Linked DNA regions of Mus musculus: region 1 is linked to region 2. A link is a loop called in an ENCODE intact Hi-C map of the cell type or tissue named here. Cell type or tissue: heart. All regions are shown on one strand.

Region 1 (2,500 bases), 1.1 Mb before region 2:
TCCTGGCTGGCTTCCTGCAGGGGGTTTCATTTCATGTTCCACTGTGTCTTGCCTGTGTCATTTTTAATTCACAGGACTGGGGTTCTGTCCTCACCGATTAACATTAACGAAAGGTCTCCTGGATGCATGGCAGCACAGGGTCTTATTTAATATTCTCTCTGTTTTAGATATCAGGTGGCTTCTTCAAATGAATTTTTAAATTATCTCCATGATAATGAAGAAGATCGGAGACATCAATTAGGAGCCAAGAAGAGGAGTCTGCAGGAAGCACTTGAAGGGACTGGGAAGGGTTGATGGGAACATCCCAACACAGGACAAAGGTAAATTCATTATTCCTAGAAGAACCCCGGCAACCTTCTCTCCAGACATATGTCTGCCTTGATCATCTTATCTTCCTCTTCTTGCAGTTGTAATTTTCAAGGCCAAGTCTGAAAATTACCCCTGAGCCTCTTCTAATCATCTCTACCCTCAGGGACCACTCTGCTTCAAACTTCCCATTCATGCCTCTCACTTGGAAAGCGAGCCCAGGACATAGTATATTATGATCGACTAAATAATGTATTTAGCATGTCTGGGTAATTTTTTTTCTGGACTTTCAGAATTAGCAGTGTTTCACGATGGGCAATAACCTATAAAAGTCAAATGGAATTTTATTTTTATTTATTCTTTCAAGACCGAGTTTTTCTGTGTAGCCCGATACTGGAACTCACTCTGTAGACCAGGCAGAGATCTCCCTGGCTCTGCCTGCCCAATGTTGGGACTGGTGGTGCATGCCTTTAATCCCAGCACTATGGAGACAGAGCCAGGTAGATATCTTTGAGTTCCAGGCCAGCCTGGTGTACAGAGGGAATTTTATTTTTAAAAAGGATGAGTTGGCTTTGCGGTCTTAATAAACTTTACTTGAATCATCCTAGGTCGTATGTATTTTTGGACCTATCCTTTTTGACCCAAGGCTCGTGTAACGCTTCTCTCCTTAGCAACTTCTTTTCAGCCGGGTACTCTAGGGGCAATTTCCTTTATGGACAAAGAGACTGTGGGTTCTGTCGTGCATTCTGGAATGCCAGGCACACTTTCACGTTCTGTGATGTCAGGGAGCTGGAACCAGTGAGGTAGGCTCTTGCCGAGCCCGGCCACACTACACAGACAGGCTGCGGTGCGCGCACTGCGGGGACTCTGCCTGCAGCCTCCTGAACAAAGCTCCCGCGGGCTCCGCCCACCGCAGCTCCGGTATCCTCATTGGCCAGCTCTTCGCCCGCCATTAGGGAGCGGGGCCGTGCCCTTACGAGTGCTGGTTGGTCTAATCGTAATGACGGTGAGGGCTGCCATTGGTCTTTAGGCCTCAAAATGGGCGGAGCAAGGCCGAGAGGCGGGGCGGGAGGGCGGCGCGGAGTGCGCCGGCGCGTCGTCGGGGACGCCGGGTCCAGGATCTTGCTAGGGAACCAGTGTTGTCGCGTCGTCCCGCCCCCTCGGGGCTTTTGCTCCCGTTAACTGTCGGCGGGGCAGGCTCCGCAGCGCAGGGCGACATGCCGGTGCGCTTCAAGGTGAGGCCGGGGGCTGGGCGGCGGGTGGCGGGGACGCCGCGGGGTGGGTGCGTGACGCGCCTGTGCCGTACCGAGCCTCCTGGCCGGAGCCTGTGCGGGGCGGAGGATGCTCCGGCCGGTGGCCCAGCGCGGAGGGGCGGGTGGGGAGAGTTCGATGGGGGCCTGACGGCGTCAGTCTGGGGTCGCCAGGAGCGGAGGCGGAAGGAGGGCCCTTGACAGTGGGACGAAAGGCTGCTGTCGGTGTAGGACACCTGTGGTTCCTCTTGCCGATAGCATTCAGCTCCTTTCCTGCAAAACTTTAAAGCGCGCGGGTCTTTTAAACGCTTGGGAAGCGGGCCCCAGTAAAAGGAGAGCGTGGGTAGGTGTGCAGCCTGCTAGTTGCACGTTTGCTTTAGGTTTTGCTCACAGTTCCAGATAGCTGTCTGTGTCTAACGCCTTTCCACGCAACAGGTGGCCACAGTGTTTCTGTAATCCCGGACTCTTTAATTCTAAAGTGCTTGCCAGACAGAGTGGGAGGGGAACACGTCTTTCTCTAATTGCCTTTTATTAAAAGCCATAACATTATGCACTCGATGAATTTAGGATAAACCTCTAGTGAGGACTTAGGTTTGTTACCACACTTTGGAATCAGAGAACCAGTTATAGCGCAGCCTCATTGAGGGACTCCGGCTTGTCTGGCTCGGGTGGTTGTGAGGATTAAGGGGCTACTTAGCCCAGGGCTGGGTAAATATTAGCTATTATTAAGGAGCTTGACTGGGGTTTAATTCTCATTCTTGGGCCTTTCAAGAACACTCTTCAGAGGTTGAGGTTTTTTTGTTTTTGTTTTTCTTTCTGATGCTAAAACACCTCTTCACTACACTGTGCTCAAATTGCACTTTTCATTATAGGGGCTGAGTGAATACCAGAGAAACTTCCTGTGGAAAAAGTCCTATTTGTCAGAGTCTTATAATCCCTCAGTG
Region 2 (2,500 bases):
ATTACAGAGGAAAACTTAGGTATCAAAAAAATAGCCTTTTTTCTTTTGACAGAGGGCTTATTTGTGAAGGATTAGGCGTGGTGTGTGTGTTAACAATCAGTGTAGCATGAAAAAAACAGACGAGGCGACTGTGTGAAAATATAACACCTTCGATATGCACGGGACTAAGAACCAATGGTCCAGGTCTTGCAGAACACAACTCTATGATTAAGCTTCATGGCTCACCAGCCTCTCTTTTCAAGATTGGTTTGCTTGGCAATCCAGCCCTCTGGCCATGACTCTGTATAGGGATGTGAGACCGAAACCCCAAGATCCTGCGTGGCTTTCACTCGGCCGGAGAAAAGTGACAGGGATGCTGGCGGGAAAACCCTGCAGGCCAAGTTTCCCCCCCACCAAGCCGGGCTCCCCTCCCCCTTCTGGCCACCTTCGCCAAAGAGAAGGATCCAAAGAGAAAGTATACAATCCAATCAGCGAAGGCCTCGGAGAAAGTTGATCGTGGCACCCATTTCCCATCCGCGGGAAAAAGCCAGGCGGCGGCTGAGTGGCTGGAGAGCGGCAGCTTGTCCCCCAGCGCCGGGATGGCCTGGCGCCTCGGGAGGGCCGGGGACTAGGCCCGGCCACCCGCCCGCCCGGGAAAAACTCCTTCCCTCCCGCGCAGCCCGTGCCTTCGGGCCCGGGCGCTACCTGGGACGCGTCCCTGGGGGTGGACAAAGGATGCGCCAGGGACGCCGGGACGCGGACCAGCCCCGGGCGGCCAGAGCGGACAACGGCCTAGCGGGGAGATGGGGGAGGGGGTGGCTGGAGACCCGCCGGACCGAGGGGTGGGGCAGGGCCTGTCGCGAGGCCCGGGCGGCGGCCGCCCTCCACCTCTCCCCCACCCCGAGGTGGGGCGAGGGTCGGATTTCAGCCTCACCTGAAGTCCTTGTCGCTGGATGTCATTTTCTCCAGCAAGTTGGAGATGTGGTACGAAGCGCTCGCCATGTTGCCGGCCTCGATCCCGCCTGCTGGCTCAGTGGCTGCTGGGCCCCGCGGCCGGGGCTCCTCCTCTCCTTGGCGGCGGCGCCCGCTTCCAGGGTCGCACCGCGACGCGGACTGGGGAAGGCGCTCCGACGCGACGTCCAGTCCCCGGCCAGACGGGGATGGGGAGGGGAATGGCTGCCCCGGGGGGGAGGTAGGGGAGGCCGAGAGTGAGTGACGGGGACGGCCTAACGACGGCGCTGCTCGCGGGGCGCCGAGCTCATGGGCGGCGGGACGGACGGCTTGGGCCTCGCCGGGAAGCCAGACACTTGCGTTCGGGCCGCCTCGCTCCCACTCCCTCCGCACTCGCTCCCTAGGGCAAGAGGCCAAAGCCCGCCTCCTTCGCTAGGAGGGCGGGGGCGGCCGACGCAGGGCGCTGCGGGGAGGCGGGGTCGGAGGTCACCGGGGCTGCCCGGCGCACTCTGCGCAGTCGCGGTTTACAGGGACGCTCCCGTTGGCCCGGCCGGCTGTCTGTCTTCGCACGGGCCGCCTTTCGGGCGGAATGGCAACGCCTCGAGGGGCTCTTCTCGCGAGACCTTAAAGCGACGGTTAAAGGACGGGCAGTGAGCGTCCAAGGCCGGAGTTCTGCAAACGCTCCTTGCTCCTCCCTGCGACATTAAGAAGGAAGGTCTATGCGTTTGAAAGCGCGTGGGGCTTGTGGGTGATGATGCTAAGAGCTGGCCTGGAGGCCAAGGGGTGCAATGGAAAAATGAGCTCTCTTTCCGAACGGTACGCGTGGCCGAAACTGTCCCCTAACAACCATGCTGTATGGTTGCCACGTGAGAACTACGACTCCCACAATTCAATTGGGGACACACGAAGGACGTGATTGGCTCTTTGAACCTGGAGTTTCTTTATTGGTTCCCGTGGTCGGAGAGAATGCTGGGATTTGCAGGCAGGCAACGCGGGTTATGCTAAATAAAATCTTTCCATCGGCGTGTGCTGTTTCTAAAGTGTCTGTTTCCCTGAAAACATCGCCCACTCCCACCCCCACCCCCGTCCTCATGTTGTTTTGGGCAAGCGCCTTGCAAAATTCAGTGTTTTGGTAGGGGCCTAGTCGAACCTTAGTACTAATCTTTGCTCCGCTAAAAGGCCTCAGGGCCACAGTTTGGACGTAATCCTTTTATTCATCCCGGAGCCACTTTTTTTCTGTTCCATTTAGGTCCTAGTAAGGATTCTCTCCCAATGCCAAACATGGATGGTGCACGCCTCTAATCCCTGATCAGTAGAGGCAAGTGTAGGAGAGCCTTGTGGGTCTCAAGTATAAAAGCTAGCTTGGTCTCTAAATCGAATCCTAGGCCAGTTAGGGGTATCTAGTGCAAACCTGTCGCAAATAGGGGAGGTGGTGGGGAAGTATCATTGCAGATTGTGCTCTGAGCCTACATCTTTCAATAGTCGGCTTCTGTGCACTTAGTTATGAAATCTAAGTTTTCCTATGTGCTCGGATACACCAACACAACCACCAGAGATCAGAGGTGACATG

Evidence for each region. Peaks named below come from ENCODE experiments on the same cell type or tissue, not always from the same donor. Only the 100,000 strongest peaks of a DNase experiment are listed, where the experiment ranks them.
Region 1: a loop joins it to region 2, with 2.9 times the contacts of the local background. A loop is called at or near these places in 2 of 42 quality-filtered maps.

Annotation. Positions count from the first base shown.
Region 1 is chr10:118,140,422-118,142,921 of GRCm38, forward strand. It overlaps Mdm1 (transformed mouse 3T3 cell double minute 1), which reads left to right and starts at 1,366. Exons shown (of 14, transcript NM_148922.3): 1 at 1,366-1,541; 2 at 2,429-2,500. The coding sequence starts at 1,524. In heart, no CTCF peak of the experiment used is centred here; a DNase peak (open chromatin) is centred at 1,330; H3K4me3 peaks cover 1,757 bases; H3K27ac peaks cover 1,489 bases.
Region 2 is chr10:119,238,728-119,241,227 of GRCm38, forward strand. It overlaps Cand1 (cullin associated and neddylation disassociated 1), which reads right to left and starts at 1,328. Exons shown (of 15, transcript NM_027994.1): 1 at 914-1,328. The coding sequence starts at 981. In heart, no CTCF peak of the experiment used is centred here; DNase peaks (open chromatin) are centred at 1,434 and 1,814; H3K4me3 peaks cover 2,500 bases; H3K27ac peaks cover 2,500 bases.